Linked DNA regions of Mus musculus: region 2 is linked to region 1. The links are chromatin loops, found by intact Hi-C in ENCODE. Cell type or tissue: heart. All regions are shown on one strand. Each heading gives the region's core, and the rest is flanking DNA. Links, peaks and the distances in the headings are about the cores only.

The links. Peaks named below come from ENCODE experiments on the same cell type or tissue, not always from the same donor. Only the 100,000 strongest peaks of a DNase experiment are listed, where the experiment ranks them.
Region 2: it touches region 1 in a loop (2.1-fold over the local background); 3 of 42 quality-filtered maps call a loop at or near these places.

What each region holds. Positions count from the first base shown.
Region 1 is chr12:8,290,021-8,306,233 of GRCm38, reverse strand. Gdf7 (growth differentiation factor 7) reads left to right here and starts at 4,280. Exons shown (of 2, transcript NM_001312876.1): 1 at 4,280-4,667; 2 at 7,282-8,316. The coding sequence starts at 4,301. The coding sequence ends at 8,300. It also overlaps a transcript of Ldah not described here. In heart, for the core only: no CTCF peak of the experiment used is centred there; a DNase peak (open chromatin) is centred at 10,523; H3K4me3 peaks cover 2,230 bases; H3K27ac peaks cover 563 bases; H3K27me3 peaks cover 7,041 bases.
Region 2 is chr12:8,234,120-8,250,332 of GRCm38, reverse strand. It overlaps Ldah (lipid droplet associated hydrolase), which reads right to left. Exons shown (of 7, transcript NM_001364261.1): 4 at 11,718-11,890. Among named protein-coding and RNA genes, the nearest start is that of Gm33037, 34 kb to the right of the region's middle. In heart, for the core only: no CTCF peak of the experiment used is centred there; no DNase peak of the experiment used is centred there; H3K27ac peaks cover 724 bases.

The DNA of each region.
Region 1 (16,213 bases), core at 5,598-13,597:
TCTTTGTCCCCAGTCTCACTATATTGAGCAGGAGGCAAAGCCAGGAAGAGTGAGGGGCTTGCAGCCAGAGGTTAAACTTGAGTTCAGGTCTCTTGACTTTAGGTTTGTGAGGCTGCAGGAACCCAGAGCCCCCTTCAGTGGCAAGGACAGAGAGCTTCATGTCACTCTTCACTTCATTCACTGGTACCCTCGGCAGAGCAGAACCACAATGTTCTGGACCTCAGTGGAGAGTGAAGGGTTAGCCAGACACAGAGATGACTGTGATGCCAAATTATAGGCTGCAAGTCACCACTGTCTGCTGCTTCCTCTCATGGATCATGTGGGCTGCACAGCAGTTCACTTCTAAGGGACCCCTTGTTCCCGTCTCAGCACACAGGAGACCTAGACATCTGGGTGTGGCTGGAGCTGGCTACAGGCATCTCAGGTTTCTTTCAGTTCCAGTACACAGAAGCCATCACAATATCTCTTGTGATAGGATTTAAGACCAGATTTCTAAGAAGCACCGTCCCAGGTCATAGCCAGCTCCCTGGAATGGAAAGTTGGGCTAAACTAAGGAGGCTCTGCTTCTGAAGGGACAACACACAGAGAATTTATCCCCAGGGAGAACACTTGGGGATAAAAATGTGGAACCCACCCCTCCTGACTGTGCTGGGGCTGAGCATCAGAGACTGGAAGGTGAAGACTTCCTGTCTTGTTTGCTCCCCATCCCTGAACTCTGCCATCTGCTACCGGGATGCTGCAGGTGCTCTCCAGCGAGTAAGTCCTGTGGCAGAGCCAAGGACAGGCACTCAGCCTGTGGCAGAGCCAAGGACAGGCACTCAGCCTGTGGCAGAGCCAAGGACAGGCACTCAGCCTGTGGCAGAGCACACCTCTAGAGTCTTCTGTCTGGGATCTCAGCTGCCAAAGGCTCCCAGCACCAAATGTGGGCCTCTTATGCATGCCTGGGCTAGGTTTGGAATTGTGGATCCAAGAGGGGCCATCAGGGGCCAACAGGGGGATTTGAGCTAAGCACAGTGAAGGGTGAATGGCTGAGGGAATTCCCTGACATTCTCTTTCTCTGTCCTCTGAATTTTCACCCCAGATTGGTGTTCATGCTTTGGAAACCCTGGGCAAGGGAGACAGAGACCTGCAAGACAGACAGGTGAACCCTGCCGCATCTCCTCCAGGCTGTTCCCAAGCACAGTGACCTAGTTCCCAGTTTGTGGCCGAGGCTGAAAGAAGAGTCCACTGGGGAGTTCTCTCTTAACCCTCCCTGGGACCTTAGAGTCACTTTCTTTGCTGAGAAGATTCCAGAGAGCCAGAGAGGGCCATGGAGGGATTAGCAGACCAAAGCCCCTTCTAGTCTTGCCTCCTTAGTGTAGTGGAAGCCAAAATCTGAGCCAAGACAGTTAATCTAGGCTGGGCTACTTATTACATGACCCCAGGCAAAGTTCGCATCTTCGTGACTCAATTTTCTTTAAAAAAAATTCTGTATGTATCAAAAGATGGCCTAGTCGGCCATCACTGCAAAGAGAGGCCCATTGGACTTGCAAACTTTATATGCCCCAGTACAGGGGAATGCCAGGGCCAAAAAGGGGGAGTGGGTGGATAGGGGATTGGGGGGGTGGGTATGGGGGACCTTTGGGATAGCATTGAAAATGTAAACGAGGAAAATACCTAATTAAAAAAAAGAAAAAAAATTCTATCACAGGATAGAACAGCTGGCATGGGCACGTAAGGCAATGGGCTGGTGACAAGTGGCTAGTGTCACTTAAGCAGGAGGAAGAGGGAAGGGGCCAGGCAGGCCTCCAACACCCCCATGCCTTCCTTTTTTTTAGGGCTCTGCTTCAATGTGGTCTCTGCTGACAGAAAAAAACCTCTCCCATCAAGGTACTCAGAACGTCCTTGATGGTCTGCCAGGCATTTGTGTATTACTGGCTGTTGTTTCTTCTGCACACCCTGGCTCTCCACAAGTTTGCCTTGAGTATTGATGGATTCGCAACACCCGGAAGAGTGCCTAGCAATAAGAAGTTGCTACAAGAAGAGATGAGTGGAGATGGATGGGTGGATGGATGGGTCTGGACCGAGAAGTACAAATGACGAGAGTACAGCATGTCTTACACGCAGCCACAGCCGGCAGGTTGGGCTGAGCCCCCCTCCCCCTTCTATTTTCCTCTAACAGCAGCTTCCAGTGAGCTCATAAAACCTACTTCTCTTCTGAACTCTGTTAATGCTCAGAACATCTTGTGGGATGGGAACAAGTGACTGAACCACCTCTGCTCCAAGCTGCATCTAAGCCACACATCATGGACCAGGAAGTTTAGTCTCAAACAGAAGCTATGTGGCTTCCTTGACTCCACTTCAGGAAGGATCACTAACCTGTCCTAATGTCCAGCTCCAAGGTGGCCTAAGGGAAGGGGTGTCATGTAATCAAGAAACATTATCATCCACTGGGCCAACATAGTGCCAGATCCCTTCTGCTCTTCCCTTTATACAGTCGGAGAAACGGAAACCAAGACAAGTGGAGGGGACTCGGAAGGGCCAGGACTGTTAGTGGCCAAAGCCAGGGCTGGAACCAGGGTGGTGACAGGCCAGGGCTCTCTGTTTTCTAAACAAAGAATTGATTTGTGAAAAACTCAAAGTCTGGACATGAGTGGCGTCTGTGGAAAGAAGGCCACCAGAACCCAGTGTCCCTCTGAGCAAAGAGACCCCTGGCTGGCCACTGTAGGCAGGGGTGGATGGGTGGGCAGGGAGTTACGCCAGGAAGTCTCCACCCTACTAGAGCCACTTCCTCCAGGCACCCAAAGAAAGAAAGAAACCCATAATTATGGCTTTTGCATCCGCTCCCCAACCTGGCCACCAAAGGTAGGTTGTCATCCCAGATGCCCACCATCTGGCAACAGCAGGAAGGCCCTGAGTAGGGAGGCCAGCAGCACAGACCGTGGTCCAGGTGCACGCGTGCCTGCTATCCAGAGGGCGAGGTGGGAGTATAAGACTCCAACGCGGGAGCCTGGGCTATGTAGTTTATTAGGAAGAGGCTTTTAGATAGCACCTTGACCTGACTCACGGACCGGGCGTGGATTCTGAGTTTGGTATCCAGAACAATGCTAAAGTAATGGATTTGGGGTCCAGGCTTTTAAATCCCTTGGACAGTTGGTCTATTTTCTGGACATTCTTGCTCTGGGGTTTGTCTGAACTAAATCGACACACATGCTGGCGCCTTCCCCCCTCAGAGCAGGAGTGGGGAGGAAGTTAGCCAAACAAAAGTCCCAGCGTCTGTATGCTCAAGAGTCGCCCAGGCATAGACCAGAGGTGGCCCTTTCCACCCATGCTCATAGAGTGCTATAACCATGCTGGCATCCGAGCGCTATTCCATGGCTTTGCAACGCAGCCTCTGGGCTTGTGGTTGCACTCTTGCCTTTTGCTCTGAAGACCTTGAAGAAATGTGGTCACCTGCCCCACTCTCCCCTTTCCCCGGGCAAATTACTTTGCACATTCAAACCCTGAGACCTAATTTGAGTAGGATTCCGCTGGTCCCCGCCTTCCTAATTCATTAAACCCTTTAAGATTTCAGCTCCTGCTTTGGCTCAAGATGCCCACCCAAAGCTTTTCCGGTCCGTGCCCATCTGTACCCTCCAGCCACTCATCCTTCATCACAGATCCTCTCCCTTTCTCTGGCCTCCCACTGTTATCTTCAGAGGGCTGTGGACGGGAGAGGGTGGCATCCAAATGTGTATCGTAAGCATCCCTAGGAACTCCCTAATGAGCATCCATCAAGGGGGCGTACGGCGAGAAAGCTGGATGGGAGGGGCCCAGTCTTGACTTGGCCCGGGTCTGGCATCCCTAGCACTCACAAGATCACGCGGAGGGCGGTGTTTCTCCATGGAGGAGTCGGGAGGAAGCTGGGCGGGTACGCGAGACGCCCCATCTTCCAGCCAAGGAGTGCGCTGAGGTCTTGGGGCGGAGGGGGGTGGGGGCTCGTAGTACCTTCGGGAGGGGAGGCGGGGCACCGCGTTGTGGCAGGAGCCTCGGGCGGATGGCCTTCTCTTGGCAAGGACAAGGACCAGGCACTACAGCAAGGGGAGGCGACTTCTACCCTGCACTGCGCGATAGGCCTGAGTTGGGGGGCTCAGCGCTGCGGGTTGAACGTTCAGCAGGGGGCGCTGCTCCGAGCGCTGGGCGGGGGTGGGGTGGGAGAGGAGGGGGGCAGCGGCTTGCTGCGCACACTTCCCCCATTATTAAACACTATGTTCAAAAGGCGTCGGGGGACTTCCCGGAGCCACGGAGCCCGTGTCGCGCGGCCGGCCGGCCCAAGGAGCCCATGGACCTGAGCGCTGCCGCCGCGCTGTGTCTCTGGCTGCTGAGCGCTTGCCGTCCCCGCGACGGGCTAGAAGCTGCCGCGGTGCTCCGAGCGGCGGGGGCTGGACCAGCCTGGAGCCCCGGGGGCGGCGGCGGCGGGCGGACCCTCGCCCGGGCTCCAGGCCCTTCAGCTCTCCAGGCCGCTGCGGTTCCGGGTCCCCGAGCTGTGCGCCGCGCTGCGGGTTCTGGCTTCAGGAACGGCTCGGTGGTGCCACACCACTTCATGATGTCGCTTTACAGGAGCCTGGCGGGGAGGGCTCCGGTCGCGGCAGCTTCAGGGCACGGGCGTGTGGACACAATCACCGGCTTCACAGACCAAGCAACTCAAGGTACTTTACGCGTCTTCTGCGCACCAGCCCATCCCGTCTACTCTTGACTGGAGACGAGCCGGGGGAGGCAAGCCTCTGCCCGATTCGATCCTGAACTATGATCCCTATAGTTATCCTCAGGTGCTGGAGAGAAAAAGTTGTCTTCGAAGTCATTGTTCACGAACCCCTAAGCCAGTCAAGGCTTGGTCTCCGAGGGCTAAGGGAGTGGGAGCCGCTCTTCAGAACAGGCTGGCAGGTTCCCCTCAAGCCAAGCGGAGCTCAAGATCCGCTTCTTTGGGGGAAGGGTCTAGTGTAGCCTTGGGCCTGGAGCCCTGGGAGAAGAAAGAAGGGCAGGAGTTGTGGCCTTTGAGTTCCCGCCAAGAGGGACGAGAGCAGTGATGGTAGTGCCTTGTGTTCAGCGGGGGACTGGGGACTATACACAAATTGAAGCTCAGGGGAATTCAGGGTAGAGCAGCTGGTATCCAATTAAAGTCATGGCCTCTCGGTATCAGAAGGACCCCTCTCAGGCAGGCCGTTTCGGGTGGATGGTGGCTTGTGTATGGGAAGAGAGTTTGGGTGCCTGCCTTCCTTCTGTGACAGTAGGCCCCAGCAGCCAGAGTCCAGGGCCTCGGCTTGTGTGGGGAGAAAAGGGATGGTTGGAGCTCAAACATCACATTTTACCCTGTGTAGGGCCCTCCAAAGGTAGGATGTGGGTGGGGTTGTGGGGTGGTTGTAGTATGTGTGTGTCATCTGGCTTTTATTAATCTCCATTGAAGTCATTAAAGCAGACAGATAGGGAAAATTTAACTAATTTCAGGCGGAAATGCAAGTAATTTTGGCTTCAATTCTGCCCAGCCAAAGATCTAGCTTGGAAATCAGGAGGGAAAGGAAGGCAAGTAGGGCTGAAAAGTGAGGCTAGGCAGCCTTTGGCAGTCTGCAGGCCTTTGATACCAGCGTGGGAAAACAGGCTGTGGCTACCACGCATCAGCCATCTCAGAAACACACTCAGTGCGCAGCATGTACGCACAGACAGCTTTGTTTCCATACATAGAACTCTCTGGCCCTGACGGTCCTATGGGGGCACTTAGGACCAGCATCTATTTTCCAAGGGTCTGTCATGGCACGCCACACTGACTGGTGGGATCCTTACAGGAAACTCCAATCCCAGTGTGCAGCAGAATCAGGAAAAACTCCTAACCTGTCCCTGCATAGGACGCTCTCAAGCTGCCAACAGTGAGAGGGGCCTAAAGTAACAGAAGCATCCGACTTTGTTAGGGCTGGCTAAGTGTACAAGGTTATAAAACCAGCTAATTCCTTCCGGCGTAGCTCTGCTCCACCAGCAAGACCCAGAGGCGGGCCACCTTTTCTCCCTCCCTCCCTGGGGAGGTAGCAAGGCCGAGGAAGCGGGGTGAGGCGGAGGCTGCAGAGAAGGGTCTTTGAGAGGAAAAGCAGGGACGGGGAATATGGCCCAGGGCCTCTGTCTAGCTTGCTCCCACCAGCTTCAGTTTAGAACAGAGCTGTGGAGGCAGAACAGTACACCCAGACTGTAGACTTAGAACACCAGGGCCTGGCTCCATGGTTGAGAACAAATCCCCAAAGGTGGGGGGAGTTTGCATGGTCTCTCCGATGGGGCAAAACGAAACCATATGACCCCCTTCAAAGGCAACGCCTTATCTGCTCTTTGGTGGAATTTAAACATTTTTTTTTTGTCTGAGTCCACCCCAAAAGAAAAAGGACCCATGACCAGAAATAAAACCCCAAGCCCGAAATAAATCACACCGGAGCAAAAGAATGAGCAAGTCTGCACCGCAGAAACATCGCCTCCTCTAATCTCTCCGTGAAGGTTCTCTGCGTCTCGCTGTCTTTTCCATTCCCCTTGGTAGCCGCGGGGGCACCAGAAGGAGCCAAGAGCGGGGTTGACGTCGTCGCTATCCTGGCTGAACGGGCAGGGTGGGCTGAAGCAGAGGGTGTCGCGATGCTTATGCGTTCCGTTTCTGGACAATTTTCAAGGGCCCAATTTGCACGGGAAACCGTGGTCAGTGAAGGTGTCTAGGCTGGGTTGGGAGAAGAAAAGGAACCAAAGGGAAAAGTGCTTTTAGGGAATGAGAAGTTTTCGTTTTCCGCACATCCAGGAGTGCTTGCAGCTCTCTGGGGCGCTCGGCTCAGCAGTAAGGGACAATTGTCACATAAAGCAAGTTATTGGGAAAGTGTGTGAGCGCTTTCTGTTTGGCCCCCTTCAGGACACCCCTGCTCAGAAAATTGACCTACCTTTCGGCAAAAGAAAGATGCCAGTGCAGGCAGCAGAACTAATGGTTAAGTTTTTGGTCCAGAGATGCGGTGGTGAGCTCTTGGGTCCCGCAGTCTAGCTATTAGGTGTGTGTATCTGTCTGTCACGGTGGTCGAAGAACCAAAGCTTCAGGTGTAGGCGACAAGAAAGAATCCCTTTATCCGAGGGATTGACATCATTCCTGCGGGAACGCAGATGCGGGGACGCTTGCTCGCTCTTATGGTCCTTTCTGGGTCGCTTTATGTGTCTGGGGTAGCCAAGCCAAACGAAGCCAAGCTGCCCTCCCCATTGCTGCGTGTCCTGGCTTTACCCTCACACTGTTCTTTCTGTTTCTGTCCTTCCTCGCAGACGAAACGGCGGCGGCCGAGCCAGGCCAGAGCTTCCTGTTCGACGTATCCAGCCTCTCCGAAGCCGATGAGGTGGTGAATGCGGAGCTGCGCGTGCTGCGCCGGAGGTCTCCGGAACCAGACAGGGACAGTGCGACCCTCCTTCCGCGGCTGCTGCTGTCCACGTGCCCGGACGAGGCTGGCACAGCTCACCTGCTGCACTCCCGGGCCGCCGAGCCCCTGGGCGGCGCGCGCTGGGAAGCGTTCGACGTGACGGACGCGGTGCAGAGCCACCGCCGCTGGCCGCGAGCCTCCCGCAAGTTCTGCCTGGTGCTGCGCGCGGTGACGGCCTCGGAGAGCAGCCCGCTGGCCCTGAGACGACTGGGCTTCGGCTGGCCGGGCGGTGGCGACGGCGGCGGCACTGCGGCCGAGGAGCGCGCGCTGTTGGTGATCTCCTCCCGTACGCAAAGGAAAGAGAGTCTGTTCCGGGAGATCCGAGCCCAGGCCCGTGCTCTCCGGGCCGCTGCAGAGCCGCCACCGGATCCAGGACCAGGCGCTGGGTCACGCAAAGCCAACCTGGGCGGTCGCAGGCGGCGGCGGACTGCGCTGGCTGGGACTCGGGGAGCGCAGGGAAGCGGTGGTGGCGGCGGTGGCGGTGGCGGCGGCGGCGGCGGCGGCGGCGGCGGCGGCGGCGGCGCAGGCAGGGGCCACGGGCGCAGAGGCCGGAGCCGCTGCAGTCGCAAGTCACTGCACGTGGACTTTAAGGAGCTGGGCTGGGACGACTGGATCATCGCGCCATTAGACTACGAGGCATACCACTGCGAGGGCGTTTGCGACTTTCCTCTGCGCTCGCACCTGGAGCCTACCAACCACGCCATCATTCAGACGCTGCTCAACTCCATGGCGCCCGACGCTGCGCCAGCCTCCTGCTGCGTGCCCGCAAGGCTCAGTCCCATCAGCATTCTCTACATCGATGCCGCCAACAACGTGGTCTACAAGCAGTACGAAGACATGGTGGTGGAGGCCTGCGGCTGCAGGTAGCATGCGGTCTGGGGAGGGTCTGGCCGCCCAGGACCCTAGCTCAAGAGCAGGTGTCATCAGGCCCGAGGGACGGCGGACTATGGCCTCTGCCAGCACAGAGGAGAGCACACAGTTAACACTCACATTTACACACTCCTTCACTCACGCACATGTTTACCGTGGACGGCAGGCGCTAAAAGCCTTGCTTATTTGCTACCATTGATACAAACCTCTGTCCTTTTCGGGAGAGGGAAGGGCATCTGTGTTTATGTTGCAGTAATTGGCACTAAATCCAAGTAGAAATGGGTTAGCATTGGATTCTCCTTTTAGTTGGAGGCGGTGTGGCTGGATTCCTGACGTTGGATATGGAGTGCACTGCAGGGCTGGGATACCCAGATTCTCTGGAGTGGGCATTGGGAACCTTCAAAAGTAAGGAGCCACTGGGGCTTGGGAGGGAGCACCCGGTTCCTAAACAAGTCTGATGTGGTACTGGCTCAGTTTTGAAAACGAAGCTTTATCCAAAAGAATGTGTTGTGTTGCAAAATGCCAACACACACAGACTTAAAAATTCATTCCAATTAGGAATGATCTGGAAAGTAGAAAGAATAGTTTTCTCCCGAGGGTGAGTGTGAAATGGAGGAGTCAGGTGAGGAACAGGATAGGGTCTGCCAGGTTTAGGAGTGTCTAGAAGGTGCCAAGAGGATTTCCTAAGGGGCTGTCAGGGATTCAGTGTCCTGGGGCCACCAGCATCAGCCCAGAATTCAAACCCATTTGCCAGGTCGGCACAGCCCCCTCCAAAAGGCAAAGAGTGTTTATGCTTTGCTGTCAAATCTGTGGTAGCCTGTGTGTGTCTTTCACTGTGTTCCTTGCTATTTTTTTTGGCAGCAAGGGGGAGTGAAGCCACACCAACACCTTTGTCAGACCTAAACACACAGCCTGGACCTGCAGGGCTGGAGGAAGCAGGGTTCCACTCCTACACTGTGGAATGAGAAGGTGGCAAGCCTGTCTCCCATCTCCAGAATTTTTGTTCTGCAGAGCCCTTTGATTTCTTGGTGCCAGTTCATCCTTTGGGGCCCCCTGTCAGTGGCCAGGGAAACAGAAACAAGCTGGGCTGCACCTGTTGAGAGTCAGAGGACCACTTTGACAGCACCCTAGGTTTTCCACTTCGGGCTTTAGGGGAGGAGTTAACTCTGCACTCGTCCTGAATGCCAAGGCCCATGACCTTTACAGGTCGTTTAGTTCTTAGTGGATACTCCTGAGAGAAGGAAGGATGGACATTTAGATTCAGCTAATTTATTTAAGTCTCATCTGAGTCCTTTTCATTTTGTAAAGTTTCCTCCCAAGGGGAAAATAATCCATGTATAATTTATTCTTAAAATGAAGACTTCTCTCCTTTTAGAATGTGAACTTATATGACTGGGGATCTCTGTAACCAGAAAATGCAATTATTTTATCATTTTTTCTTTTAAATCACAAAGTGGCTACTCTTGATATAATTTCATCATTTTGGGGGGGTGGGGTGGGCTGTGCCTGGGCAGAAATGTGCATCCAGACTTCTGGATTCTACCAGGGAAACCTCCCTTTTCTGTTTTAGATGATGTAATAGTGGCTGTTATGTCACAATGGAGAATAAAGTGGTCGTAAAGCTAAAAGCTGTATTAGAAAGTTTAGAAAAATCAATGAAAATTACAGTTGACGATTATTTAGGAAAATTTGAGGATTATTTGAGGAAAATTTAGGGTGTTTACTACTTTGGTATAGAAGCAAACATTTTAATACTTTTTTATTTTTGTGACTAGGCCAAACAATTTTGGGGGGAAACTAACTCAATTCAGCCTGGTTGTTGCACAGTAGGGATATATGCATGGCCCACCCCCTTTAAACTTGATGACCTCTTTCTAACAAGAAAGTGATGTTTTGAGAGTGGGAATTCCCTGCGTTGAGGCTGCACCCACAGAAGGGTACTGTCACTAGAATGGTCAACATTGTGCACTGGGTTGTAGTGTTCATGTCGTGCCTCTGAGGCCTCAGGTGTTTGCTGAATGATCAGAACTTCTCCCAGGGTTCCCTTGATCCTTCGTGGATCCTTTGTGGAACTAGAAACAGGGCTCTTCTTCTGGTTCTGTCTCCTGTAGCCATTCTCTAGAGGATGTATTTTATGACCACAAAAGGGCCAACCGCATGTGGGGCAGATGGGATGTGGTTAAACTAGCTTGCCAAGAGGCGGAGAAAGGCTGCTGCCTGCACAGTTGGGAACACTCTTCAACATCTGCTTTGTCATCTAGGCTTTAAGAGGGGCGGGTGACCAGGACAAACTCAGCTGCATCCTGGAATCCCTGTCTGGATGCTGTAGTCAGCACAGACCATGTCAGTTAGGGTGTCCCCTCCTGCCCAGCCTGAGGTCACCAAAGCCTCCCTTCCGAAGTAAACAGAATTCTCCACGTTGCTGGGAACCTGAACCACTGCTTGAAGTGAGGGAGGCTGACAGGCCTGCTAAGGAAGTAGGGGAGGCCAGCTGGACTCTCAGTCCTGCCAGACACCAAACTGGTCTGGTTTGCTGCTTGAAGCCATAATTTATGGATTAAGGTAGCCCCCTCCATTAGCAGGAAGGCATTTTCAGGATTCCTAGACTCTGGTCTTGTGGGATTTGGGGTTACCAAGCAGTTGGTCTGGACCAAGCAGAGCGGGTGGTCGGCTACTTAATCTTATTGTGAGGAAGAGTGTCTGGAGCTGTGCTGTGCTGTAGTGTTCATGCTTGGCCTTGGCCCACTTTCCTGGCATTTCATGTTCAGATGGTATGGGGTAAGTAGCTTGTGCATTGTGTGATAGTGCTACCAAAGGCCAGTGGATCTCTCTGTCCCATGCTGATCTTTCCTGACAACCATCATGGTGTCAGCAGGGACAGAAGCTGGATGTGAGTCCCGAGGAGAGCCTGGGTATATACTGGATGCTAACTCTACAGGTTCTCATCTCACCAGATCCTCCCTTTCAAGGCCAACACAAATGCAGTCATAGACTGCATTCCTTCTTAAAGTACCATGTCCAGGCACATCCTTTCCAAGAGCATCTGATGTCCCAAGAGGCTAGCTCCTCCTTTGAGTCTGCCCTGAAAAGGCAGTGGAAAGTAGAGAACACACTGTCATAGGCCTGGATGGTTCTCCAGAGAGTGTCCTCTTGGGAGCCAGGTACAGGGAGGTAGGGACCTTTCCAAGGGACTGAGCATCAGGGGCCTCAGCTGATGAGCTGGGAGGATGGGCATCTGAATGTAGCTTTCTGCCAGGGAGCAGTGGGCCTCTACTTCCCTTTTAAAAGTGTCAGGGGTGGAAAGGGAAGAGAGGATGTGGAGAAGATGGAAAAGTTGTTACAAAATCTGAGGAGTAGGTGAGACATCACTAGATCTCCACAGGGTGCTCAGCTGATGTCTCTGGTTAGTCTTAGAGCCAAGGCTTCTGTACATGAAGGACTCAGCTCTCTTCATAGCGTAGCCTGGGCCCACCTTGTAGGAGGCCACGCAGGTATCAGGATTACAGTGCATCTCTTGAAAGACACCTGAGGAAACTAGTCATGGGCAGTCATCTCCCTACCTAGATCCCTTAAATGACAACTGCTCTAGTCTCAAGGTTCCTAGATTCTTCCTAGAAAGCTGTTCAGATGTTCCAAGGCAAGGCAAGGCAAATAATCCTAGCCACAGCCACAGCGCCAGAGTTCTGTGAGTGTGGGCTTGTGTGTGCCTACCATCTTATCTAAATGCCAGCCTATGGTGGAGCGTCTCAAATGTTGCTTCAGTTTTCTACCCAGGCTGAGGCAGGTGCAGGAGAGGCCAGGATCTGGGGCCTGGGGTTTGGCTCGCCACCAGCCAGGAGCTGTTTTGTTTTGGAGAGTGTGGTTACCCTGGCTCCACGTGCTTGTGTTCAGATTCAGTCACATCCAGGCTGAGCCTGCCAGGTGACTGAATTTGGGGGAAGGGCTGCTGTGAGTTCTCTCTGGTGACAGCGAAGAAAGTGAAAGTTATGCTCTATTGGCAGCTCAGGTGCTGTAGGTAAAGTAAAGGAGCCCAGGGTGCAGGTAGGCTGCCCTCCCAGGGCCTCCTCTCTATGCCACGGATCTAACATCTGGCTGAAGCTTACCAGCACAGTGATTTGGTGGCAGGAATTGGAGTCAGATGACCTCATCTTCTTTTATATGACCTGGAAAATGGTGGCCGAGTTAAGCGTTAAGAAGCACTAAATGGGAAGAGTTCAAGATCCCCCCCCCCCCCCCAGCTTTGACTTTTGTAGCAGATCCCTTCGTAGATTTAGGCTGAAGCTAAGTTCCTCCCCCCCGCCCCCTTTGTGCCAGCGCTGAGGAAAGCACAAAGAGGTACCGCAAGTGGGGTAGTGGTAATGGAACCCCATTCTTAAGAGGTCCAATTTTCAGGCTGCCTTGAGACTGGCAGTTGCTCTCTCATCAGTGGCTGTGAGCTCTGAGAACCATCCAGAGACTGGGGGATGCTCTGTTTCTGGTGTGCACACATCCAGCTTAACTGGGCCCCATCTGTGCTGTGCTTGTAGACAGCTTACAACTTGGCTGTAGACTTTGAGCCAGGCAGAGCTGGGGAGGGTGCTCCTGGCAGCAGTGGCGACCATTACAACAGAGTGTAAGTCAGCACGGCCGGTGGAAGGCGCGAGGTCACTGCTGACCAGTCTGAACTTCAAAACTCTCTCGCTATTGTTGGCCAGTGTATCTCTTAGCAGCAAATCTATTCAACGGGCAACGGTCCATTTCTACTGCTTGGTGTTGAGCTTGCAGGTCTCGTCCAGCACCTGTGAGGCAAACTCAGGACTGGTTTCTTTCCTGTGCATCCCTTTCAATGGTAAGAGGGCTTTGGCAGCCACACACTTCCTGAGACCCGTTTCTGTGTTTGGTATGAAGGTGTGAGAGGCACATTTTGCTCATCAGGTGAACTCCCTTCCAGAGGGGAACTCTGCTTTCAGAGGGAATGGAAAGAGAGGCTCTGTAGTCCCGAATGTCTCATCCCTTTCAATGGCTACATAAATAAACTGCCTAAGGAAATCAGAAGAGACTTAAGCCAAACCCAGGCCCCGTAGGTACAGTGCTACAGACCTCCAGAAGAAGGCCAGCTATTTTGCTTTTGCTAGTTGTTTTGCTATTATTTGAATGGTGGTGGCTGGAGATGTGGCCAGGCAGGAGGTGGGCATGGAGTTGTCTTCTTGTAGCCAGGTACTGCTCCATATGACCAGCACTGGCATCTAACACCCCCAGTTCCACTGTCTAGAGATGGGATGACATGCCATGCTCTGCATCTAGGGCCCTCAGACTCTCGGCTGTCAGTATCTAGAATTATGTCTGGCTGTTTGGCATGTGCAAATGTGGACCAAACAAGAGTTGTGGTAAAGGTGCTGTAGAAGTCCTGCTGAGTTAGAAGCTAATGTGAACTGAGCCCTCTAAAGCACACAATCTCAACTCCCTTGGGGGGGGGCACATATGGCCCCATGCCTGAAAAATACTTGCTCTCAGCAATTGCATATAACCTGTCTCTACTTAGACAGTCAGAACTTCCAGACCCTCCTGATAGCCTCAGACAACCCACGAGGGCGGCAGAAAGCCCTTGCCTGGCTTCTCAGTGGATCAAGTCTGCAAGGCAGTGATAGGGGTGGGTGAGTGGCTTTCCCTGAGACAGGAGTGAGGTCTGTGATTCCTCCCAGGGGTGGGGGCTGCGGTGGTGGTGCAGCAGCCATCTGCTTTGAGGATTGTGGACGCCTTGAGGAATGAGCCTCACTTTTGGAGCCAGCCTGTCCATACAGAGTCCACTAATCTGCACCTCTGTTTAGAAACGATGATCCAGTTCAGTGAGAAGGCTGAGCATGCAACGCTGGGATTCCTGGCTGGGCAGCAGGCTAGCGTTCCAAGCTGGGGACGGAGACTCCAGAGAGCAGTTTCTCCGGCATGCTCCACCTCTGATCAATCACAGACTAAATAGAGCACCCTTGGGGTAATTTGATTTTTGCATTTCACATTCTATGGTAGAACAAAGAGCTTTTACGTTTTGTGTTCTTTGATAAAGAGTCACAATTAGGTCTTTTAGCTGGAAGTTTTTTTGTTTGTTTGTTTTTCTCCGAACTATAAATGTAATAAAAACAAAAATAGGGTTTAACACACTGTCTGTGACTTGCTCTTTCAGCAGACGAGGTAAGCTCTTCTGAAAACTTTGGGATTGTTCATCTTGCCTTCTGTACAAAGGAGCAGATCCTTCCAGTCCTTCCACTGAGAAGGTTGGTGCTGAGCCTGCGCATGGCGTGATGCTGTGTAAGTAGGTGGGCAGTGGAATGCGGCACACGGTGAGTGGCCCGCAGCTTAAAAAGTAAATTTAATCTGATTCTGATACTGTTATTTTATGGAAATGGCGATGGTAATGCCACCAAGGCTCAATTCCACAGCTGTTCCCTCAGCGGCTAAAGACAGAATTAATTAGTTTCAGGGGAAGTAGCTTTCATTTTGCAATGACACCTACTGTTCCTCAGACAGTGGAGCAGGCACTGGGACGGAGAGGTTTTAAAACCTGAAATCTCCTGGTTGGCAATCTTCCAGCTCGGATTTGGCCAGAGCAGAGCTTGGGAGCTTGCAGGCTACAGTCGAGCATCTGCCTGCTGCCCAGCCTGGCCGCTTGGGCAGTACCCGATGACACTGCACAATGCTGTTGTGACCAGACTAGCTAGCAGAGAACCAACCCTGGGAGGGCAGGCACGAATCCATGTGTATATGTATTCTCAAATTTAAGTAGGTTGTACATATTGAAATGTAAATGACCTGTAAAACAGCCAACTATTTTTCTTAACCATTACATAGCAGTCTATATTTGTTAAACAGCTTGTATGCTCATTATTCACCACTCTAATATTTTGTACAGATAAGTCAATTAAATCTTTTACTCATAAAACTGCTTCTGACTGGTGCTTGGAGATGGAGGTCTGGACCAGTGCTGTTTAGCCTACTTAGTCTTTGGAGAGCAGCAGCCAGGGACTTGTGCGTCAAAATGATTGGATCAAAATGGGTAGATACATGGTAGGCCTGGCCCTGCTAGTCTGTGTTGACCATGGTGCTCTCAAGCAAGAGGGTCTCAATGAGGTATATATATCCATGGCCAGGATCCCTAAGCACAGGGCCATCACTGTGAAACTGCTCAGGTCCCTATGCATAGCCCCGAACTCCACGAGGTTCACCGAGTAGTCCTGGGTTCCAGGGAGAAGAGGGCTTTTCTCTTCAGGAAATGACAAGCACGGAAGCTTATGAGTGAACAGTTATTCAGAAACAGTTGGAAGGGATAAACCTTTGGCTTTTGGATACTCCAGGCTGCTGAGGATCTATCTCATTACAGAAAGCATGGGTCCTCTCGCTCTGGAGGCTGCATGGCCTAGCCTCTGAAGGAAGTCTCAAGGCATAAAGGCCAGTTGATTGGCTTCCTCTTTGAGACCGAGCACATATTTCAGAGGACCAAGTCTGAGAGAAAACGTGACGAGCCAGCCTGCTTGGTCCTCCACACACCTCCTTAGCTGCTCCAGCTCCTTTCCCCAACAGTCTGTAGTGTGTAGTGTGCTCTCTTGGCTCTTTTGCCCGACTTCTTCCTACATTTGCAGCAGGCTACTTCATTTGCCCTCTGGTTTTGATCATGGAGAGGAGTAGGGGTGACAGCTGATAGACCTGGCCCTCATGAAGGACTCACTCGTGACCAATATGACCTTTGAGGATATGGGGTCCTGGATATGGTGACCCACCTTTTTGTTAGCAACAGCAATACCTACCCAGTTTGGACCCAATGTTTCTGTAGTTCGTTGATGGTCTCTGTGGTCATGTTTCCTTGTGTTAAAGACAGACAGACTCTCTCTGTGCTCTTAATTTCATTATCAAACACATTTTTCTTTTATTGAGAGAATATA
Region 2 (16,213 bases), core at 3,650-11,649, 54 kb after region 1:
TCAAACTTGCAGGGGTACAAAGACAAAAAAATGGTCAGCAGCTTTACTTATGTTTGTAACAAAATTAGATCCAAGCTATAAGCCAACAAGCTATAAGCCAAACAGAATATATGTATATTTCTGTTTTTGTTATAATGAATGATATATTTGCACATGAGTATGAGTAGTTCCTGTATCTCTAAGAACATTTCTTAATACCCCAATTCCAAAGGAATGGATTAATAAAGTTAGAGGTTTGATCACCATTTATAGAAGCTATTTTCCCCTGATATACAGGATCATTATAGAAAACAGTGAAAGCAAAGACTCAACACTCCAGTGAGAGAGAGCATAAGTCACCGGGAGCCTCTCTGTTCAGACTGTAGACTGTACGCAGAGGACCCATGTCCTGGGCTCCACAATGGCTGTCCATCTGATAACTGCAGAGCTTCAGTCACCAGACACTGGCAGAACTATAATTCTACAGACACTAACTGGTTAAGTACCACGCCACACATTGTGCATCTTCACAGCTGTTACACTTTTCAGCCCATTATCTGTTGCTATCTTTTGCATCTTTATTTGAGAGCTTAGAATTCTTTTTATGGATTTCTAGAAACCCTTTACAATAAGATGTCAGTTACTAAGTGTTACATAATAACATGGTGGGTTCAGATCCTAGCACTGCTCCTCACTGGCTGCCTGGACCTGAGTTAATTATCAGGGTCCTTCAGAGTCTCTTTTTCTCCCCCATGAACAGGATAATAAAAGCCTCTTTAAGTTGCTGAAAGGATTAAAGAACATTCCTCATTATGATATAATGACCATGGTAATGAGACTTAAAAACATTACTTGTAAATAGCCACAAGGGAATTGCATATTTGAAACAAAATTTATATCCTAAAAGAATGTTAAAAAAGAGTTCAAATTTTCTTTCATTTCTCTATTAAATAAAAATAAACAGGAGGGTACTAAAGTATTTTCTTGGTCCTAAGCACAGGGATAAGGGCTATGTTAGCTTTAAATATGTATGTATGTATGTATGTATGTATGTATGTACCTGTGTCTGTGTGCAGATGCACATCACAGAACACATGTGAAGGTCAGAGCACAGCTTCTGGAGTCCTCTCCCTCTCTCACGTGGTTTCCAGAAATGAGGCTCACGCTGTCAGTCTTGGCAGCAGACCTTTTTACTCACTAAGCCATCTCGCTGGCCCAAAGGACCAGGCAAACTAGTACCTCTTCCCGCAGACACTGCAGAATGCTTTCCCCTCGGCCATGTTCACTTGTTTTAGTTCACTCCAAGGCCACTTGCTGCACGGGAGAAACAGCCAGTGAGTGGCTCCGTGAGGGAAGTCTCTCTGAATGCGTCCTCATGGGTGGGTACTCTGCTTTAAACTGTTTTTCCTATCTTTCTGAAATTTGAAGATACCTTCACTTTTATAATGAGAAAATAAGTTTTAAAAAGGAATACTGTAAAAACAAATTCTGAATATAAAGAAAATTAAAACATGGATTGCAACTGATGTTGCAAAGATTACTATTAATTCTGGTAGGAGTGATATTATCCAATGATGTGGGGATTTTAAGAAGCTATGTTGTTTCCTAAGCCACACGATGAACTAGACATATGAGTGAGCACCCACGACTGCCATTGCTCAGACACTCATGGAAACAGTGAGGTGAAAACAAACTGACATTAGGAGCTAACCAACTGCGGATGATGGGTTCTTGTAAATTCATTACATAATTATTTTAGTTCTGAAAATTTCAAGTATTTTAATTTTTATAATTAGGATTTTTTTAAAGTTTGAAAAATGTCATGATAAAAATATAAAATTATAAATAAATTAAAAAAAAAGTATTCCTTGCTCTTTATAATAGCATATACTGCTATTTGGCTGAGATGGTTTGCTGCTAAATATGTCTACTTTTTAAAAAAATTATTTTTTATTTTGTTTTGAAACAGGGTCTCAATCTATAGCTCAGGTGGCCCGGGACTCACCACATGAGTCTCAAACTCACAATAATCCTCTTGGCTTGAGTAGACCTGCAATCTCAGTATTCAGGGTGCTGAGGCAGGAGGACTCAGGTTAGTTTGAGGCCAAGCTGGGTTACACAGCGAGTTCCAGGCAGCCTGGACTTTAGATTAAGATTCTGTCACAAAACAAAGCAAAACACAAAACAAAACAAATCAAAACAAAACGGAAGCATATTCAGCAATATATACCATCTCAGTGAGAAATATGGGAAACAAACGCAGAGGGAAAGGGAAACAAATGTCTCTTGTTAATTGATAATTTTACTTTTATATGATGAAACATTTTCAAAAACTTTAAAGATAAAATTTAAGGTATTTGCTATTCTCAGAAATAAAAAATAATTCCTCCTGGACCAGAAAGTGGCATCACAAAAATTCACACAAGAGGTGCTCAGCCAGCAGGCATTTCACCTGTCCTATGACTTTTAAACGCATTTCACCAAGAGCTGGCGGGATGGGGGAGCCCTCTACAGTGTCTGGCAGTGCTCCCTAGATCTACGCAGTGCTCAGAAGCCCTCAGAGGATACCTGTTAGATAAAACGCAATGCTGACGTGCACGAGGTATGCTCTAGTATAAACCGGGTTTCACTTTCTTGCAGCTTTCCAAAAAATTAGCCTTTTGTGGTGAAATTTTCCATGCTTAGTTTCAGCCCAAAGGTGATTTTTCTTTTTGCAAAGTTTGAGAAAAATATATTAAATAGTTCTTGAGTTATGAAAAGATGAGAAAAAAAAAAGACCACATAAATTTTCCACTTTGAAAGCAGTTTCAGGATTTGCAAAAATATTCAAATAGCTAACAATGGCTGAGTTGAAAAGTTGAAGTTTTCCATGAGTCCAGTTTTCAACAAAGTAGTCTTGGAGATTTGGAGACTATGCCCACATGGGCATAAATAAATATATACTGGATCTGGCAAGGTTCCTCAGTGAGTAAAGGTGCCTGCTGCCAAGCCTGCTAACCCAAGTTCTATCCCTGAGACCCGTATAGCAAGGGGAGAATCGACTCCTGCAAGCTGTCCTCCGACCTCTACACGTGTGCAGGGATGGCATGTGTGACCACTACCTCTGCATATCCAGGCACACAAAATCAACTAAGATGTAAAGAATGTTCACGTTTGACCATCTGATCCCCGTGGATTCACTAGCGGGTCACATGACAGATGTCTGTGCATTGCTTCTGTAGGATGCAGTGTCCTACATTACTGTCCCATATGCCCCATCTCAATTCTACAAGTCTGATGCTGTTTTTAATTTAGTTTTTGCCCTCAGTATGTCTCTATGCTAACTTCTTTTACTTTCTGCCTCTACAACTCCAATTCTCTCTAAACTCACTGCAAAGCAGACATCCACTTACTTCCCCTGAAAACTTCCCTGTGTACTTGAAGAAACAAAAGTGCACTTAAGTCAGAGGAGCTGGAGCGATGGCCAGAGGTTAAGAGTGTCATCTGCTGCTCTCGCAGAGGGCTGGGATCTGATTCCCAGCGCGTGTGACAACTCAGTGGACTGTGATCCAGTCTCGGGGGGATCCAACACCCTCTTCTGGTCTCCTCTGGCTCTGCATGCATGTGATATGCAAATATGCATGCAGGCAAAACACCCATACACATAAAGATAAAAATGGGGGAAAAGAAAAATATGCTCCCTCAATCATTCTTCTCTTCCTATATTGAATGTTCCTTCCCACCGGTCAGCTTCTAGACTATTATCTACCACTCAACATTCTGCAGCTTCTGTCTCTTACTTCACCCTGCACTCTCCATGACAACCCCCCAGGTGTTAATTCCAGCAAGGTGACGCTGCCCACCTCATTACCTTATCAACCAGCTGTGAGCTTGTTCTCAGCCCTAAGTAGAGCTCTGTCTCAGGACCCTGCAGGTGAGGAATTCAAACGGGGTCAGTTGGACGGCTGTGTGGCTCCTTGTATCAGCTGTGGTCACTGCTAGTGTTCAGTGGTCTAAAGGGCTGCTTTGCTAAGTGCCTCAGGACTTTCTCATGTGGCCAGCCAGGCAATGCCCGAGCAGCTGGATCACTTACGTAGCAGCTGCCTACTGCCACCAAGGAAATAGAAGTTCCCAGACTTCTGAGGCCTGGGCGTAGAGGTGCCAGAACTTGACCCCCAGGTCACTGCAGTGACTTGCTGACAGTAGGTCAGGTTCATGGTCTCAATGGCAAAGGGGAGAGGAAAGAAACTTCCTTTTTCGAGGGATGAGTGTCAGGGACCTGGCTCCTCAGTCCTGCATCTCACTGCACCTTGCCTGACCTTCTCTCTCTTCTCTCAGCTTCTGTGCTATACAGGTCTGGATGAATGGTTTTCAGAACTTTAACTCACAATTAGATATACATTCCAGAATGTAATCTGAGATAGAAGCACACATTTATAAAATGAGAAACAAATGTCTCAGGATAAATACCTATATTACAATATAAATATGCACAGTTCTGTTTTTTATAAAGTACTGTTTTGTCTTTCACAAACGCATCTCTCCTCTTGGGAGAGGAGTCGACTTTCCAGCTTCATGGACCAGCACTGGTCACATGACTTGCAGTGGCCTGGGGGGAGTAGTGTTACCTTCAGAAGGAGACTAAATGCAGCTCACCTCCTTTCTACCCTCTCCATGAAGCCAGAAGACATCTGACAGAGGCTACGCCATCAATTTGGATTTTGGAGTAACACCGTTCAGAGAGAACTAACAGGGACAGCCTATGTTCAAGAGGACTTGAATTACAAGCAAGAAACAAGCCTTTTTGCTCAGGCTTGTGCCCTGTGCCTGCACAACTGTCGCACAACCTAGAGTCTTCCCTTTCCACTACGGCCACCCACTGCAATGACCGAGGATGCCCCAAGGTGCTGTGAGCGACAGTCTGGGGTACACTTGTATTTTCTGCATCTTTCATTCCTCCTTTGCAGTAAATGAAAATTCCTCCAGGATGCATACATCCTGCCCTCTCTATTTACTTTCACTGAGAATTACTGCTCTGGATGCTGCAGTCATCTTTGTGCCCTTGGACTAGCAAACGTGCCCACCACCTGCTTCCTTGCCTTTTACTGCACCTTCTCTTTTTCTTTCCTTTTCTTCAGTGAGAACTGAGTTTATTGGATGTCTGACATCATCACCCATGACCCTTCAGCAGCTTCTAGCAAACTTACCTGTTGTCTATCCCCATAATTAGTGCAGGCTCTGACTCCTGATGGTTCTCTTTAGATGTATCAGACTGCAAGCCAACTGAACATTTTACCTGCTATTAGTTTCTCTCCTTTCCCTCATAGTGGTTCATTGCTTAGAAGGCAAAGCGACTCCCACTTTCTATCTCATGGAACATGTACTTCTAGAGGCTTGTTCAAACATTCCAGCTGTGAAGAAGTGCTTTGTTCAACAACTCCTGCCAACAGGGCTGTTTTTCATCTTAAGAGCTGGGAGAAGGTTCTTCCTTCAGCCGGGCCAGAACCTCTCAGCTTTTCCCTACTTTGCTTTCACTTCTTATCTCTAGATCTAGGGAACAGGGCTCCGGCCATAGCGACTACAATACATTAATCATCTCCTTTCCCCTCCCTGAAGGTTAGCCTGACTACTGAACAGAACGCAGCACTGTTACAGGTACTGCTCGCTGCTCGCCTGACTCGGATGGGGCCACGGAGGCACCATAGAGTAGGGCTGTTCTTCACAGACCGTCTAGATAACTTCACAGTTGGCAGAATGTCTGACTTTATTCTGTCCTAATATGGAGGAGATGCAATCAGAATCGACACGTTAAATAACCCAACTTGCCATTCTTACTCTCCTCAAAGTTTTCCAAGCTACTCAGTCGCAGTCGTACACTTTAAGTCTAAGATTCTGAATATCTGAACTACTTACTGAAACAAGAGCCCAGTGTACTGGCTCACCCTGTGTACATGCCCAGTGTACATGATCAACCCTGGAGAGGCTTCAGCAGGACTGCCTGGGCTAGGAAAGCTCAAGGCTAGCAAGTGAGACCCTGTCACAACAGAGATCAGAACACCCAGAAAAGAAAAACAAAAAGAAACAGAGGCACAAGGCTCTGAGCTTTTACAGTGACCGCCCCTCATTTTGCCAGTTTTTTCTCTGGGATCTTTATGGAGACACTGTTCATTGTTATTGACACACAGTATAACATGGCCACCAGTTTCTTCTGCCCATAGCAAGCAGCAGCAATATGTTTTAGGAAAAGAAATGGCCCCTAACACTAAGGGAGGAGACAGAAACCCACAAAATGGACTGATAGAACACATTCTTAGAAACAATGAAAAGGGCTCAGTTTCATAAGAATTTTCAGAATACAGGCAAATCTCTTGGTCACATTTTATCCCAACACAGCACTACCAGGAAAACAGTTACTAGCACTGCTCTGAGGATAAAAAGTCCTCTCTGGTCCACAGACCTTGCTGAAGAAAGCTAAGTAAACAACAGCCTGGGGCAAGGCTTGCAGCACCTGGACAAGCGAGCTGTGGCGTTTAAGCTATCATGTGGAAGCGCCAGGAGAGGAAGGCACTGCGGTTGTTCTGAAACAGCGCGGTTACTGTGCACTTTCCCCAGGGAACGCCAGGTACCACAGGATTAGGATCTGCTATCTCTGAGAGATACGACCCCCAAGCACCAAGTAAATCCCGAAGGAAAAGAAAAAGTAAGAAATTGCCTCACCATTCAGTCCACAGCGCAGGTAAGTCCTAATCTGGACTTTATGGAGATAGGACTTTCTCAGATGGTAACTTCTGACCATGCAGAGGGCTGATGCTGAGAAAGCAGGTTCTAGGTAAGAGGGAAGCTTGCTACCCTATTGTTCACATGCCAGCCACTGCATCTTACTCTTGATTCCTCAGCAGTGAGCAATCAAACTGTTGGTCGCACCGACACCCTTTGGGTGTTAAAAGGACCTTTCACAGAGGTGAACTAAGACCATCGGAAAACACAGGTATTTACATTATGACTCACGACAGTAGCAAAATTACAATTATGAAGTAGCAGTGAAAACAATTTTGTGGTTGGCGGCACCATAGTATGAGGAACTGTATTGAAGGGTTCCAGCATTAGAAAGGTGGAGAGCCATCTGCAGAGTCTCCAACCCCTTGAGCTCCACATAAATCCAGTCACGCACACTGTAGGCACACACCGTAATCTAGCACCCACAGGCTGAAGGACATTCTTAGACGCGCTTTATAAACGCAGCGAACAGAAGCACGCTCCACTTTAAGATGCAGCTCCAGATGAGACTGCATCCTGACAAGGTCCCTCTCTCTGACTTCTGACATATAAAACGAAAGATGATCCTGTGGGTCTAAAAACAATTATGTTTTCTACTACAAGTCAGAACAGCTACTACTTATCAGTCTTCAAACTCACTTTTTTAAAGAAAAAAAAATCTCCATTCTGGACATTGCTTTCCAAGTATCTGACAAACTTCTATTTCTACATTTTTACACATCAAACTAGATTAAAGAGAAAAACAAAAAAAAATTAATTCCACATTTTAAAACAGGCAATTATTTTGCACTGTATTGAGCTACAGGTCAGACAATATATCCAGCATTATACAGTAAGCCTCTTTTTTTTTTTTTTTTTTTGAGACAGGGTTTCTCTGTGTAGCCCTGATTGTCCTGGAACTCACTCTGTAGACCAGGCTGGCCTCGAACTCAGAAATCCGCCTGCCTGCCTCTGCCTCCCGAGTGCTGGGATTAAAGGCATGAGCCACCACACCCGGCTCAGTAAGTCTCTTAAATGATGTAAGAACAAAGTTGTCAAAGATTACACAAAAATATTGCAAAGTGCTGAACCAAAGGAAAACTAAACAAATCAGCTACCAAACTGCAAATATGCCCTCAAAATCTTATGGGAGTCAAAAATTCCAGTAAAAATAACAGAAGAGATGAGAACACAAGTTTTTTATTATCACACTTCATATGTTATAAAACATAACAGCTAACTTATTTTTGGCAACGTGATTAGGGATTGCAACACTCTGGCTTCCACAACTTACTTGATTGTCAAATGCATCTTAAATGGAGCGTTTCATGTTAATTTCAGGCATGCAGGCAGTGTGCAGTCTCAGAGACACTGAAATGTCAACGCTTCAGCATGGATCACCCCAGCAGTTATTAACTGGCCCAGGTGTTTAGTGGTGGAGAGGCAGGCAGGATGTCGTAGTGGAGAATTTCAACAATGCAGATAATTGAAACCAGATCTAGCTTATTTTACAAAAGATTATTTATTTGTATGAGTGTTATGCCTGCATGTATGTATGTATGTATGGATGGATGGATACCATGCATACATCAGAATATTCTGCAAATGTCAGAAGGTGTCAGACTCCCTGGAACTAGACTTACAGATGGCTGCGAGCTACCATGCAGGTTCTGGGAATTGAACCCAGGTCCTCTGTAAGAGCAACAGTTATTCCTAACTGTGGAACCATCTCCAGCCCCAGATCAAACCTTTGAGTAATGAAAACACAAAGTTGTACAGACAACACCTTTACCTCCCTAAAGGTGCCTTTCATGTAGGAACACACATTATTTTCTAGTATACCAGTCGTGTCTGTGTCTCTTCTCTCTCTATGCGATACATGTATGTGTGTGTATGTATGTATATGCATGTGCATGTAAAGACAAAGGTTGATGCTGGGTGTCTTTTCCAATTGTGCTCTTAGTTTTTGAGACACTGAATCTGGAGCTCACGGGTTTTTTGAGGATGGCAGGTTCACACACTCCAGGGATCTACCCTCTGCTCCCACAGAACTGGGGTTTACACCTGGCTTTTACACAGGTGCTGGAGATCCAAACTCATGTCCCCATGGCTGTGGTACAGGTGGAGCCATACCTCCATACCATTAAAGAAGAGGAGGTACAGTTTCATTGCTCTCTGAGACTCTGAATCATAATATATCTTTACAAAATGATTCTGTACAGCTTGTGTTTCTTCCTTTCCTCCTCCCCTTTCCCCTCCCTTCCTTCTTTCCATCCTTTCCCATCTCAATCCAAGTATCCACAGGAGACTACAACCCTGGGAAGACACACAATTACTAGCTTGTCAAAGACTCTGCACTCTGGGACCTGGTTAAGCTGTGATCAGGTTTCTGACCAGAGACTGACAGTAAATACATATGGTTTTACAAAGCTAGTCTGGGGCAATTTTATATATAACAGTAGGTAACCAATATAGTAGTTAACCTAATGATTGAAATGAGTCTAGTATTATTTCCATAAGAACAATAATAGATACTTGCTTAGAATGTTGAAATCCTAGGCAACACTCTTAATATTTTGCATAAATCGTCACAAAATCCTTGAAGAACATATTTCCAATTTGCTGATAGAGACACTGAGATAGAGACTCAATGATTTGTCTCTTTACACAAACAAAAAATGTCAGAAACTGACTTGAGCCTAAGTGAGTAGGTAGAGACAGAGCTCACAGTCACACTCGGCCTGAGTGCTGGGAAATATGGCAGCCACAAATAGCATGAGAGGAATTTCAAGGACAGAAAAGAGACTGTAAGTGACGCCAAAGGTAACATCAAAAGCAAAGCTGCTTCCTGAATAAAAGGCCTTATCTAGGGCAAAATACAAATGAGTGGAAGTAAGAATTCAATGAATAGAGTGTAATCTTCAATTTATTGAATTCACCCAGACATAAAAGTTTATTTTCTTATATCCAAAAGGAGAAAATTAAAATCCATTTGGTATTAAAAACAGCCAGGGAGTCTATAGTTGTACTTTTTCCAAGTGCTGGTTTGAGCACTGAACGAAGCAAGCTGGCAGGAAAGGAGGCAAATTCCTAGTGGGATCCAAGACCCCGCTGGAGGTATTTTATCACACGGAGTGAAACTATTCATGGACAGGGCTGCTGTGAAGGGATCCCTTCCTCTTGCTTAGCTGCCTCATCCACGAGACTCCAGGCCTGTAGCTAAAAAACAGCCTGTATCCTCAGGGGGTCACACACACACACACACACACACACACACACACACACACACACACACACACACACGCCACATGCAGAAATAACTTGTAAATTGCAGCCACTCACTGGGTCATTTCATGTGAGCTAAAGAGCACCTTTCTGTAAAGGCTCTTAAACAGTTCACACATTAAGTTGGACTCTGTGATGTGAATGCCCCGATATGCAGTTCATAGCTGCACTTAGGAGCCAGTGGCATGAGGCTGGGTGCAGCCCTGTAGTAGAGCGTTTGCCTATCATGCTTTAGGCCCCAGTTTCACCCCCAGGATCATAACAACCAACAAAAAGACAAAGAAACCAAGCATCTGTGAAGGAAAGGATACATATGTACCTGCAAACTACAAAATAGAAAAGAATCTAAACTCATGATCTACTTAACATATTCCACAAAGACAGGCATTACCTGTCGATGGTGATGATGATGGTGATGATGGGGTACCAGTTTGCTTCTTAAAAGAGACAGGAATATTTTCTTATTTAAGTTTTTTGGAGAGTTACTGTTCTTATTTTACTGTATGGGTGATTTGTCTATCTCAGATTAGAATGTGCCTCTAACTCTACAGTCCCAGCAGAAGATCCTGTCTGCATTCAGGGAACCTGGGTTACAGGGCATTTATCATCTTTGCTTATTAGTTAGACAGGTGATTGGCATGCTAGATGCCAGCCTTAGCTCTGGGTTGTGTCATAAGTGCTGTGTCAGGAATCGTGGAAGTTCGGCTGTGTGTTGTGGCCAGTGGCCTACCTTCCTTGGAGTCATCCCACTAACTCTTCCACTTTTGCTGGGGATTCTGTTTCACTCTCAGATTCCCCAGCACCCCATACACTCGGTGCTGCTCATTCTAGGCTAGTTGCTCTCTAACAGAGAGGCAGGCAGTCCCTGTAGAGAGGGTCTTCCTTGTCCATATCCCTGCTGTTGAGACAAGGTGCTAGTATCCATACTGCAGTAGCACAACTGTGTTCTTAATGTCACCTAGCCTCAGCTGCAAGTACCCGCAGGGTGAGTGAGATACAGCAGATCAAAGGGATCACTCAGTGTCCCACTGTGCACCACACATCCAGTGTGCGTACACATGGTCAGAAGGCCCTTTCCTCCGACTGTCTTTCCAAAGCTAGTCCTGTACCATGCAGGGCAGCCTGTTCTCTGTGCTTCTCATCAGCTTCACTTCTTCAAGATCTCTGTGTGTAACATCTCTAGTATTGGTTGGATGTGTGAGGAAGGTTAGCTCTAAGCAGGACATGTCATCAGCTGACCTTGTATGTATATCTGTGCACCTTGTGCATGCAGTGCCTGTGGAGGCCTCTAGAGAGGGCATAGAATCCCTGAAGTGTAGTTACAGGCTGTTGAGAACCACCTCGTGGGCATCACACTTGCTGGACCCTCCAGAAGAGCACTCAGTGCTCTTAGCCTCTGGGCCATCTCTCACCTATGAATATTTTCAGAACACTCTTTCAATAAAGACAGAGTCCTTCCCATGTCACTCTCAGTAACTGTTCTTAAACATTACTTCATAAAAGACAGAAAGTTAAACATGACATCAGAACTCCCGAGAACCCTAGATTCAAAGAGATTCATTTAGAAAACCTCTTTCCCACTATTATTCACTGGAACATTATGGGAATTTCTTAAACACATCTTTGGTAATAGAGAGATGAGGATAAAGGTGGATACCACACACCCTTCCCTCTGCTTTCCAAAAAAAAAAAAAAATCACCTTCAAAGGCATACTTACAGGCAGCTCGGGGACTCGCTTCATCACGTGAAGGGTCATATAGGTGCCTACGGAATGGCCAATGAGTATAAGCTTCACATCCTTTGGCACGTGAGCTCTCAGAAAAGCTATTTTGTGCTCTATTTGACCATTCAGACCATAGACGTCCTCAATTTTTTGAGCATTTGACTCTTCTAGAAGCAAAAGTATGAACATGCTTTAATTAGTAAGTAAACAAGCTTATTAAAGAAGAAAAAGTATCTACAAAAATGCTGAAGCTTAAAGCAGTAACTCAGAGTTAAGTCTTTACCATGCATCCCAGGCTTCTAGTCTACTAGAGTAGCTACAGCAAGAGGCACTGACAGTAACTCGCCCTTCGCACAGAACTGGAAAAGAAGCACTATCTGAAACAGCTCGACTCACAGACGTATGTGTGAGACTGTCGGGCACAGACCTATGACGGAGAGGAGGTGAGATGCAAATGAAGGTATGTTCTCAAAGTCCACGGATTTTCAACGAGTCCATGAACTATTGTTAGTTTAGGCCAGGAGTTCTCTAACTTGATCATGTAACAGAATATTCGGGAAGGTCTGTTGGAACAGATAGCAGGGCCCTGACTCCAGAGTTTCTGACATAGTAGGTCTGGGTAGAGGGCCAAGAATTTTCTAAGTTTCCAGGAGATACAGATATGATTCTAGGATTACACCCTGGGCACCACTGGATTAAGCTTATATTCAGTGAACTACCAAAACATGTGATGCTGCCTATGTTAAATAATCTGTTTATATTTAAATAACTTAAAAGTCTTAAATAGAAACTTAAATATTAACTCATACAGTCTTGACCTATGACTTGAAATAGCCTTTCTTTCTGTCCTAACTCTTTTTCTAGAGTCTTCAAGACTTAATTAAAAACTACATTGCAGGAGTGGGTGGGTAGGGGAGTGTGGGGCGGGGGGGGGGGGGGACGGGACTTTTGGGATAGCATTTGAAATGTAAATGAAGAAAATACCTAATTTAAAAAAAAAACCCAAACAAACAAACAAAAAAAACCTACATTTGCTTAACCCCACTGTGCCAGAAAGACAATCATGGTATGTAGTTACTTACAAGTAGATATTAGCTGTTAAGTAAATGATAAACATGCTACAGCCCACAGACCCAGAGAGGGTAGGTAACAAGGGGAGTTCAAAGGTGGGGGGTGCACAGGAGTCTCCCTAGGAAGGGGAAATAGAATACATCTGCAGGTGGACTGGGGGTAGGTGTGGATGGGAACAGGAGGGATCAAATGGCATGGGGAGGGATGGAGTGAACGTATGGGGAGATGACTGGAATGGGAAGGAATGGGGGGGACAATGTGAAACCTGGTGCAGGGGACACTCCTGGCATCTATAAGGATGCTTCGTAAGGACTCCTAGCAATGAAGGATACAGAGCCCCAACAGTCCATCTTCTGCAACCAGGCAAGATTTCAATGGTGGGACTGGAATACCAACCCATTCATCTTTAACCTACAATCTGTCCTGTATGCAAGATGTGCTGGGATGATGGTGGCAGAGAACTTGTGGGAGTGGCCAGCCAATGGCGGGTCTAATCTGAGGCCCAGATCATCAGGAGGAACCCAGGCCTGACACTACTCAGATGACCAGAAACCTGGGATAGAACCAAACACAACTGGGAAAAAGAGAAAGGAAGGAAGGAAGGAAGGAAGGAAGGAAGGAAGGAAGGAAGGAAGGAAGGAAGGAAAAAAAAAAGAGAGCAAAGAAAGAATGTTCAAAGAGAAAAGAAAGAAAGAAAAAAGGGGTGTCCTGATATATTCACAGATCAGTGCCTAGCCCAGTCATGAGAGACCAACTCTGGTATCTGTTGGGAGCTGGTGCTGAGATCCACAGCCAAAGACTAGGTGAAGAGAGAGCCCAGGTTGGAGGTCTCACCTGCTCTGTCCTCTCAGAGCTTGGGAAACCCCTGAGGAAAACAGGGGAAGGAGGAGCTGTGGGAGTCAGAGTAGTTGAAGACACCTCAAGCGCATGGCAGGCAGAATCAACTAAGGGGGCTCAAGGGAGCTCACAGTAACTTAAGTGGCAGTCACGGAGCCTGCATGGGACTGCATTAGATTCTTTGCATGTATGTTATAGTTGTTGGCTTGGGTTTTTTTTGGGGGGGGGGCGGGGGGACTCCTGATAGTGGAACTGGGAGTGTCTCTGACTCTTAGGACTCTTTTCCTTCTACTGGGTTGCCTCGTCCAGCCTTGATGTGAGGGTTTGTGCCTAGTCTTATATAGTATCTTGTGTGTTCAGTTGATGTCCCTGAAAGACCTACTCTTGAGGGCGGGGAGGGGTATGTGAGTTAGGGGAGGACAAAGAGGAGTAAAAGTAGAGGAAGCTGCAATAGGGATGTACTGTATGAAAGAAAAATTTTAAAAAATTAACAACAACAAAACTACACTTGCCTTCAAGGAGATCACAGCCTAGGAAGAGGAAATATAGATTTTGTTTATTTTGCATATGTACATGTGCATGTGGGTCCGAGTGTCTACATGTGTGTGGGTACACATGTGTGTGTACATGTTTGTGGAGGCTTGAGACTGATGGTAGGTGTCTTGATCGCTCTCAACCTTATATACTGAGGCAGGGTTTCCACTAAACCTGGAGCTTGCTATTTGATTGGTCTGGCTAGCCAACTTGCCCTGGGAAGCCTGTCTCTGCCTCTGCTTTCTGGGACTGCAGTAGGGCCATCATGTCCTTTTACATGGGTCCTGGGGTGCCAAACTCTGGTTCTCAGGCGTCTGCTACAAGCACTTTACCCATGAAGCCATTTTCTCAGCCCCCCCCAATAGATTAAAAATATAATTATGACGCCCTTAAGAAGTACCTCGGAGGGCTGGAGAGATGGCTCAGGAGTTAAGAGCACTAACTCCTCTTCCGAAGGTCCTGAGTTCAATTCCTAGCAACCACATAGTAGCTCACAACCATCTGTAATGGGATCTGATGCCCTCTTCTGGTGTGTCTGAAGATAGCTATAGTGTACTCACATACATAAAATAAATCAATCTTTTTTTAAAAAAGAAGGACCTCAGAAAGGCAGTGATCATTTATACTGAGAGAAGTGTCATTATACCTCTTTCTAATTTATTCAAGAGAATACTACAAGAACACTACCATAGATGTGTATGTTTTGTTACATATCTGAAGTTGGGCATAAGTCTATACATACCTTCCTATATAAGTATAGTTAGCTACAGATTAAATATTAAGTGCATAAGTTTAACTATCGGTTTTCACACAAGCAGTATTTCTAAGTCTTTGGTGACCATAAGACTATAATTCACTGCTGTGCTCTGGGATGTGCACATCGGAGCCCTTCCGCTTTCACACAGTTATTTTCACTGGTGAATGTGACTTTCCCATCTTGCTCCACCATCACTCAATAAGGATATCCTGATAGTTTCAATCAAACAGCTTACAAGGAGAAATAAAAGGATGAAATCAGAACTTTGCATTTGAAATTCTTTGATCAAGACGGGTGTACAATTTATTCCTTGGATGCATCTTTAAAAACAATGTTTACCATACATGTATATTATAATAAAAAAAAATCTAAAAAGCCAATGAAAATTTTATTCTCAATTCATGAAGGTAGACCCAGAGTGGAATGTAAAAGACCTTTTTATGTATTATTTTATTTATAGTATTAAAAAGAGTCTAGCAATGCTAGCCATCATTTAGTAATAGAACTTTACTGTTAAATAAGTATGAATATTGACCTTAATGTTTGAAAAAAGGAGAACTTTGACATGAAGTCCCCAGGTATCTTGCTTCTATTTTACAGGAAAAACAAGTCACTTTGTTGTTACTCAAATGGGACATAGAAAGCCCAAAGGACTTTGTGGGTTCATGCTAAAGATCAGAGAAGCAGCTGGGTGAGAACTCTGGCCCTCAAGTGTTTATGCTTCCTTCACTCAGAGATCCAAATGACTTTCCTTTCACTATTATCTCTCAGTTTGCTGAGGTGAAAGGGCATGCTCACAGTTTGGGAGCTCCCAGCTCAGTGTTCTGCAAGCTCCTTGGATGGAAATGTTGGTGAGACTCTGCCAGCTCTCAGATGAGAGATGGGCATTTACAGTTATTTACAAATGCTACCTAACTTAAAAAAACAAATAAAAAAAAATCTATGAACTTCAAGGATATCTTTAAAATAATTTTAATTATTATTCTCCAAACAGAGTGTTTAATTAAAAGTCATCAAGTTATGTTTTCCTCTTGACAGGCACAAATGAACAACTAAGGATTTCAAGAGGATAAATATAGGAACAGGTAGAAATGCAGGAAGAACAAATGCTAGAACCAGTAAACAAAAACAAGAAGCACTAAGTGTCATACTGAGAAATGGTGAGGAGTTTGAAGGCTATTACTGCCTCCAGGGAGAAATGGGACAAAGTGGTTAGAAAAGGAAGTTGTCACAAACCAAGCAGGACATGGGACATTCCACCAGGACATGCATGTGGACAACACAGAAAGGA